Regions from separate parts of the Homo sapiens genome. Here region 2 is linked to region 1. A link is a contact called in ENCODE Hi-C data. All regions are on one chromosome and are shown on one strand. The core of a region is the stretch at or near the end of the contact, and the rest is flanking DNA. Distances in the headings are between cores, read along the strand shown. Region 1 overlaps SHOC1 (shortage in chiasmata 1). Region 2 overlaps SNX30 (sorting nexin family member 30).

What was found. A loop is a pair of places that touch in the nucleus more often than their neighbours do.
Region 2: a map with no recorded cell type shows a loop between it and region 1 (2.3-fold over the local background). The contact joins two enhancer-like sites. A Hi-C loop is called at or near these places in 2 of 37 single-sample maps with no recorded cell type.

The regions. Positions count from the first base shown.
Region 1 is chr9:111,740,899-111,745,381 of GRCh38, reverse strand. SHOC1 (shortage in chiasmata 1) reads left to right here. Exons shown (of 28, transcript NM_001378211.1): 11 at 3,812-3,906. Among named protein-coding and RNA genes, the nearest start is that of SHOC1, 52 kb to the left of the region's middle. Within about 2 kb of position 1,906, at least 4 of the 41 ENCODE cell types and tissues checked have a DNase peak (open chromatin) inside an H3K27ac peak, as active enhancers do.
Region 2 is chr9:112,790,663-112,795,275 of GRCh38, reverse strand. The region is part of intron 1 of SNX30 (sorting nexin family member 30); the gene reads right to left. Among named protein-coding and RNA genes, the nearest start is that of SNX30, 42 kb to the right of the region's middle. Within about 2 kb of position 1,880, at least 2 of the 41 ENCODE cell types and tissues checked have a DNase peak (open chromatin) inside an H3K27ac peak, as active enhancers do.

The DNA.
Region 1 (4,483 bases), core at 657-3,156:
GCCAGATTGCCTAGCTCTATCACTTTCTAACTGCAACCTTAATTGTTCTGTGCCTCAGGTTTTTTAAATCTACAATACTGGGATAATAATAGTATCTATAAGGTTGTTAAGAGGTCTACTAAAAGATTTGTCATAGGTCTGTGGCCAGAAGTAGCCAAAGATCACAGAGCAGTGTGGACAATCGTTGATCAATAGATTTGGCTATCAGTTTATTCCCATTAAGAGTGCAAGAGTCCTTGCTCTCTTATGGATGTCCTATCTCTAACAGAGGACAGCCACTGACCTTGTTCACCTCTTGTCAATGTGGTCTCAGTAATGGGTGGACCAGACATACAGAACCAAGGCTTGATTCGTAAACTTGTTCAATACCCCATCATTATTGCACAGAATAGTCTGAAATTGTAGAATTGATACTGCAGGGCTAGGTCATTATATTCTAGTTTGAGCCAAAACTGCATAGCTTAATAGCCCAGCATCCTTGCCCTTTGATAGAGTCTGAGATAGCTTTCATTGCTGTCTTAAACCATGCAGCACACATGTAGCTTAATGTTTTCTAAGATTGATTAGTCTGCTATCCTGGAATAAAGCCATTCCATTCCTCTGCTTCTTACGCCAGTTAAAAAATTGGGAACATAACCAGTACAATTAGTCTACTGTAAACCTAGAACTTAATGTGTCCTAAAATAACATATTTTCAGGAAGATGACAGTAAAGTCTACAAGTCTCTAATGAATTATTCCAGGACTGGAAACTGTGGGAACTGTGTGTGTTAGGTTTGAATTCTTGTTATAATTAGCTGATCTGCCAGAGGAGAGTGCTATTTGGATTACTGGGACCAGCTGGAGTCAAGGCTGTATAATTCATCACTGGCTGCTTAGGCTTCTATTAATGGTCTCAGGAAAGTGTCAAAGCATAAGACTGAGGGCCCTAAATATATCTTTATCTTCTGGCTAAGAATTATTTACATTTCTAGAGTAAATTTGTGCTATACAGAGTTCTATCATGAACTAAGAATTGTCCATATCAGATATGAGCCCTAAAAAGAGCATAGGACAAGTATGGAAACTACATACACTTTGTTTAAATACTTTTAGTTCTCTTGATAAGGTACAAGATATTTATTTGCAGGACATATACTGTTTTTGTTAGTGCCCTTTTACTCTTTTATTTAGTCCATACACCCTAATCCATCTGTTATGACAGACTGGCATTTTTAGAAACAGAAACTAGCAGAAATTAGTATGATCTTTAATTTCAGTTTGATTTTAGAAGTATTTAAACCATAATAAGCTCTTTTTAATCACAAGTTATATGTCTATTGTTATAACTCAAATATCTAATAAGAATTTATGAAACAAATCTTAACTAATGACTTACGATTTGGCAAAGTTAGAAAAAAAAGGCTTTCAAATTAGCTAATGGTTTTAGAGCCATTTGAAACAACTGAAAGAAGTTTTCCCCTCACTACTACATTTACCAGCAAGAGATAAATCACTTCCATTTGTTTGGCAACTGTAAAAGCTTAAAAATCCATATTTTAAAAATGAGTTTACAGTAGTCCCCCTTTATGCCGGGAGAATAAATTCCAAGACCTTAAATGGATGCCTGAAACTGCGAATGTTATTGAACCCTATATATACTGTTTTTTCTCATATATTCATACCTATGATAAAGTTTAATTTATAAATTAGCCATAGTAAGACATTAACAGCAATAACTATAGTAAAATAGTAAAATAGAACGACCATAACAAATACCATCCTCATTACTCTTGTGCTTTGGAGTCATTATTAAATACAGAAGGGGTTACTTGAACACAAGCACTGTGATTCTGCAACAGCTGATCTGATAACTGAGAATGCTACTAAGTGACTAATGGGCAGGTAGTGAGTACATATAGTGTGGATATGCTGGGCAAAGGGATGATTCACATCCTGGGCGAGATGGTGTAGGATGGCATGAAATTTCATCACACTGCTCGCAACAGTGCAATTTAAAACTTATGAATTGTTTATGGAATATTCTGTTTAATAGTTTGGACTGCAGTTGAACACAGATAAATGAAACCGAGTATAGTGAACTCATGGATAAGGGGGAACTACTGTATATCTCAACTGTAAAACTAAAAACAAGGAGAAAAGGTGTTAAAATTTTTTTGAAAAAAAGAAGGAAAAATAACAAAGAATGTTATTGTAGCTTTAACTTATTTTTATGGTCCCAATTATTTTTATTTCAGAGCACAACATTTTGGCTGAAAATAATACCCAGTTAACAATATTTTTAGTGCCTACCACATATAAGATTCTATGCTAGATTTTATGGGCTAAAAAAGAAAAGTCTGTATGGCATAAGATTTTATTAAGCTACTAACTGACTGCTGACTTGTGAATATATTTTTATGAACAATGTATCAGATTCAGACATGCCTTCAGAAAGCTCCGTTAAGAGTGAAAATGTGTGTCTATATTGGACATGGCCTGCTAAATATAACACGTTCCTTTCACTTTAAAATAGTTGCTTACAATCTGAGGTGTTGTCAAAGAAACCTTGGTAAGATTCAGGAATTGTCTAGATTCTCAAATTTTCTATCACATGACCAGATTTTTGGATTATGTGGGTAAACTGGATGCCTTAGACATAAAACCTAGCTTTCCACTGCCCTAGACTGTCAATTTAACTGGCAATACTTATAATTAGCATGCTCATATATGTTCCATATGAACAGAGAAACAGAATACAATCAGTTCTCACTCAGGGTAGCAGGGAGCTTGGGACACAGATTAAGGGGTTTATGAATTAATAGTCTTTCCCCTACGAAGGCTAGTAGCATCATAGCTACAGATGAGCTGTAATTTACACTGATTGACATGCTTATTTTCTCCCTTCTCCCCCCGAGTACCCCTAAACACACATACACAGACACACATCACTCACTCACAAACCCACCAAGATTGAAGGTCTTGAACTAAACTTTAGGACTCTGCCATCTCCAGAGAAGGACTTTTTCACAGTTCTGATCCTCAGCCAGTAGAGGATCCAGAATTTCTATATGGAATGGACTTGGGGACAGCAATTTTATAAAAATTTTTGTTGAGGTTGCTATGTGCATGGTAAGCATGGTAATTTTACTTAGATTGTATTTTTATTTTTGGTGGCGTATAAGGTTGACGCTAGCATAGTTTATGGAGGGAAGTGCTAAAACTCTCCCAAGTCAGCCCTCTCTGGCTCCAGGTTCCATTGAGGGAGGTAGAGGTGGGAGTAATTTACAGTCAAGTAGGAACAATTGAGTTTACAAATTACCAAACTTTCCCAAGGATGGAGGAAGTGAGTACTGTGTTTGATATTTGGTCTGTAGAACTCGACTGCAGTTTACACATTTATAAAGTCAATTTTTCACTTGATTTTGAGTGTAAAAGTACTTTAAAAATACTTTTTAAAAATAAAATTTTGGGCCAGGCGCGGTGGCTCACACCTGTAATCCCAGCACTTTGGGAGGCCAAGGTGGGCGGATTACTTGAGGTCAGGAGCTGGAGACCAGCCTGGCCCACATGGTGAAACCCCGCCTCTACTAAAAATACAAAAATTAGTCAGGCATGGTGGCAGACGCCTGTAATCCCAGCTGCTCGGGAGCCTGAGACAGGAAAATCGCTTGAATCTGGGGCGGAGGTTGCAGTGAGCCAAGATAGTGCCACTGTACCCCAGCCTGGGCGACAGAGCGAGACTCTGCCTCAAAAAAATAAAATAAAATAAAATTTTATTATACAAAAGACTCAATATTATTAATGTATTAAACTTTAACTCTTTTTTTCAGTAATTTGCTTACTGCTGAAGAATCAGCTAATGAATACTACATGATGTGGCAATTAGAAAGATGTAGAAGCCCTTTGAACCCATTTTTGCTTACAGGTAAAGATTAATTGCCTTTAAGTGATAAATAGAAAGTATAGGTAAAAAGGTACAACGAGTAGAAATGTGGGATATCCTTTTTCTTTGACCATTTCTTAACAGAATATATAACTTCGCCTAAAGCTAAAATACCAAGATATCTTCCATAAGGTTCATTATGCTAGGTGCAGAAGTATATGACAAGATCCGGATCTTGCTGATTTTCTGGGTAATTCCTATACATGGGAGAAGGAAAAGAAAAGAAATGAAATACAAGTAGTACATAAAACTGTCCCATACAAGTAATTTGTATTTCCAAAGTTGTGAGTTGTTTGTAAAAAAAAATAAAAATAAAAAAAAATCTCATCTAATGTTAAAAGTTTTAGTTGCCCAAGCTTTCCAAAAAAGACGTTTAAAAACATTTTAACAACGGCCGGAAATTAGCCGGGAGTGTCGGAGCGCACCTTTAGTCCCAGCTAGTCGGTAGGCTGAGGCCCAAGAATCACTTGAAAACCTGGGAGGCGGAGGTTGCAGTGAGCCGAGATGGCGCCATTGCGCTCCAGCCTACGTGAAGGAGCAAGTCTCTGTCTCAAACAAA
Region 2 (4,613 bases), core at 631-3,130, 1.0 Mb before region 1:
TGGGATTGAGTTAGTTAGTATATGGAAGCAGTTGGAATAGTGTGTGGTACATGGCTGGTGCTGTATCACTATTCTCTCTCTCTCATACACACACACACAGACACACACACACGTGCTTGTAAGTATTCTTGCATCCTCTTATAAACTATGAGGCTGGGTTCATAGCAGACACACAATAATTGCTAAAAAATAAAAATTGCATTGAGACCCACAGTTGGGGCCTCAAATATATTTTCTTAATGATTTTATTATAACAAAGGATATCCAGAATAGCCTTTGTGAAGAGTTACAACTACATAGTTGATTAATAATGAAAACTCCCCATTGTTGCAAAATACCAATTTTCACCATGTAGGTTTCCATTATAAGAGCATTTCTTACTCCTTCCCACTTTTACTTTACCCTAGGAAGACAGATGCAGAGTGAGGTTGCTTTACAAACTCCTCTGGTTCAAAGAATTTCAATTTTAAGATACACCATTATGGTCAGCCAGCCACAAGACAGAATATTAAATTAACATAAATCACTGGCAAAATTTTATATTACATTAAACATATGATTTATGAAGAGAGTGGTATAGACTAGGAGCCAATATAGTTTTAATAAAAATAAGTTATGCTAAAACAATCTAATTTCTCTTTTTGATTCTATTGGAGGAATATGGGCAAGTGAATGATCTAGTCTCAGAGGAGCCTGACAAAGCCTCTCAAGGCATCTTTACGTTAAGGGTAAAATGATGGCTCTCTGAATACACAGACTGCATATTACTTTTCTTAATTTACCCCCCTCGTGCCAGGTACACAGCAGATGCTTAAAGAATGTGTTGGCCACGCGCAGTGGCTCACACCTGTAATCCCAGCACTTTGGGAGGTCGAGGCGGGTGGATCACGAGGTCAGGAGTTCAAGACCAACCTGACCAACATGGTAAAACCCCATCTCTACTAAAAATACAAAAATTAGCCAGGGGTGTTGGCACACGTCTGTAATCCCCGCTACTCAGGAGGCTGAGGCAGGAGAACTGCTTGAACTTGGGAGGCGGCGGGTGCAGTGACCTGAGATCACGCCACTGCACTCCAACCTATGCGACAAGAGCAAGACTCCATCTCAAAAAAAAAGAAAAAAAATGAATGAATGTGTTCTATACAAACTGAATATTCTTGATTGTTGATTTTGTTGTAAAACTAAAGCTAAGCCCACTTTGGAGAATAAACTCAAAGGGATAATCTCAAAAATGTTCTGTTCAAAGATGTTCATGATACAAAGAACACAGAGTGAAACCTAGAAAAATCCCAAAGGCTCAATAACCAGGAAGCGGTCATGTTTGTATGTGTAATGTGACACACTTGTTTAAAAAATTAGAAAGCTAGACCTCTAGATAAACTCAGTGAGTTGAACACAAGCCTCTGCGTTCTCCCTTTTTCCACCCTCCAGATACTAATTTAACCTAGAGAATGAAAGAAAAAAAAAAAAACAAAAAACAGTGGAGGTAAAAAGAACAAGAAAAACAGTGACTGGAGTCATATCAATACTGGAAATGAGGAAAGGGTGCCATCCAAATGCCAAAGGTCTCAAAGGCTGTCTACTGGTTCTACCTGGGCCACAACTGAAAAAAGAACCCAGAGGAATCTAACCCATGTCACCGAAGTTACTTCAGGTTATTGAGGTTACTTAATAAGTAGAAAATGTCCTTGAACCCCCTTTACACGCACGCTAATTTGAAAGTGTGATTGTCAGTGGGGAGTAGAGGACATGGAAGGTTTGGCAGTGGGGCAATCCAGGACCACCAAGGAGTTGGCTGCTGTGACTGTGACCAAGGGGATGCCAAGCACAGGCAAATACACCAAGTGTGGGCCACCAGCAGAGGGCACCCCGCCCACATGGCCTTCTCCCCCCGCATGATGGGTAGAGATGGAAGCAGCAGCTCATAGGAACATGAAGGCATCTGGGTTGGCTGCCCTGGGGTGTGTCCAACAAGCCCAAAGCAGGCCAGACTGCAAATGCTGGGGGGACTGAGCTCTACTGAGATGGGGGGAGCAGCTAAAACACAGAGAAAGCCAGGCTTCTTTCCCATCTGACAGATAACTAGTAATCTATGGATCTAAGACAATGCTAACAACATCAAGTAGAAACACAGAGGATCCAATATAATCCACTTGTTCTGATGGGGGCAAATAGCAGGTCTGAATTATTATCTCATCAGAGGCAAGTAAACCATAAAAACAACTCAAAATGGCATTAGCTCATCACTCAGACCTAAGAAAACCAAAACACAAAAAAAGCAAGAGTCCTCAATAACAGATAAACATGCATTTGAAAAAGATGAAGCCCATAAAACAGAACCCTTTAGGCCAGACTTACTCTGTGTTCCCATTAAAAGAAAAAGAAAAAAAAAAGCCTAAAGAAAGTGGAAAGAGAATCTAAAAATGAAAGCATAAATTAAAACAGAAAAGAACAAAAGTTATAAACAAAAGCAAAATTTAATTCTTCTGAAAGATGAATCAGATAAACTAAAACTTAGGAAATCTGAACAATATAGAAAAAGGAAAATGGCCCAGGTGTAGTGGCCTCAAACCTATAATCCCAGCACTTTGGGAGACCGAGGCAGGTGGATTGCTTGAGCCCAGGAGCTCAAGACCAGCCTGAGCAGCATGGGGAAACCCTGTCTCTAGTAAAAATACAAAAAGTTAGCCAGGCGTGGTGGCTCAAGCCTGTAGTCACAGCTACTCAGGAGGCTGAGGCATGAGAATTGCTTGAACCTAGGAGGCAGAGGTTGCAGTGAGCAGAGATCGCACCATTGTACTCCAGGCTGGGCGACGGAGAGAGATGCTGTCTCAATAAAAAATAAAAAAAGAGGAAAATGGAAAAAGGGAACAGGCAATAACTATTTAGAACTTGTGTCTATGTATGATTGTAAATTAAAAGGTTGTGCTGTGAATAACTATGCCAACAAATTTGGACATCTATATGAGCTAGCTGGCTTTCTAGGAAAAATTATGTGATCAAGGTGAAATTAAATAGAGAGAAAAAACCTAAACAGATAAATAACCACAAAACTGTTGTCAGAGAACATCCACGAAGAGGTAAGCTGGGTCCCAAGTGTTTCACAGTGAGCACTCATGAACCTTCAAAGAGTAAGTCCTACTTTATTCAAATATTCTAAGACATAATTTTAAAATGCAGAAACCTTTCAAATCATTTCATGATGACTATCTATATCCGGTATCAAAATATTAGGACAAAAAAGAAAACTGAGAACAAGCATAAACATCATTAATAAAGTAACAACTAACAGTACACTAAAAGAATTTTTGGAAAAAAAATATATACCAGGATCAAGTCAAATGTATTCCAGGGAAGCAAGAATGATTTAACATTAGGAAATTTATCAATACAATTTATTACATTAATAACATTACTTCATTACACTATATTACATTAATATACATTACTTCAACCACTGTTGAAGATACTCATGTCCAAAACTACCAAAATATTTACTGGCATCACTCATATCAGCCATTCCATTTAAATCTCTAAGTAAAATTAAGAAGTAAAAAGAAAGTTCCCGGCCAGGTGCAGTGGCTCATGCCTGTAATCCCAGTACTTTGAGAGGCCAAGGCGGGTGGATCACGAGGTCAAAGATTGAAACCAGCCTGGCCAACATGGTGAAACCCCATCTCTACTAAAAATACAAAAATTAGCTGGGCGTGGTGGCACACACCTGTAGTCTCAGCTACTTGGGAGACTGAGGCAGGAGAATCGCTTGAACCCAGGAGGCGGAGGTTGCAGTGAGCAGCGCAATTGCGCCACTGCACTCCAGCCTGGCGACAGAGCAAGGCTCCGTCTCAAAAAAAAAAAAAAAAAAAAAAAAAAAAAGTTCCTAAATATGTTTAAAAGTATTTATCAGAAAACATCAGCAATTAATCTTGAAGACATTATTCTAAGTGAACGAAGCTAGATGAGAAAAGCCACATGCTATATAATTCCATTTATATGAAATGTCAGAACAGGCAAATCCTGAGAGACAGAAAGCAGACTTGGTTGCCAGGGGCTACAGGTAGGGGGAACAGGGAGAGCCAGCTTAATAAAGACCAAATTTCTTTTTGGGGTGACAAAATATTCTAAAATTAGATAGCGATGATGGTTGCACAACCCTGTGAATATACACTCAATTATATACCTTAAAATGGTGAATTTCATGCTCTGTAAATTATCTCCAATAACAATAAAACAATAAAAAATGTAGTGGACATATTTTAAAAATGAAGACCTTTTAAATCACAAAGCCATGTCCACTACATTCAGATATAAAGTATTTGCCATAATTCAAAACCATTCTGGAAAGTCTAGTTACCGCAATAATATAGAGAAGAATACTTGAACTCATACAGTGATCTGCCACATGAGTTCATGGCAATAGGTCAGGCTCCTCCCAAATTATCTAAAATTTGTAATATACATAATAGGGAGCAAATGTGTTTAAAGCATTTTTAAATGGTAAACATGAACTGCTATATTTACTAAATGTTCTGGGAAAGAAGTGGAGGACAAAGACTATATGGTAGATTGCATTAGTGTTCATAATTATGAACTTCCCATCCTTTAAAAGGATC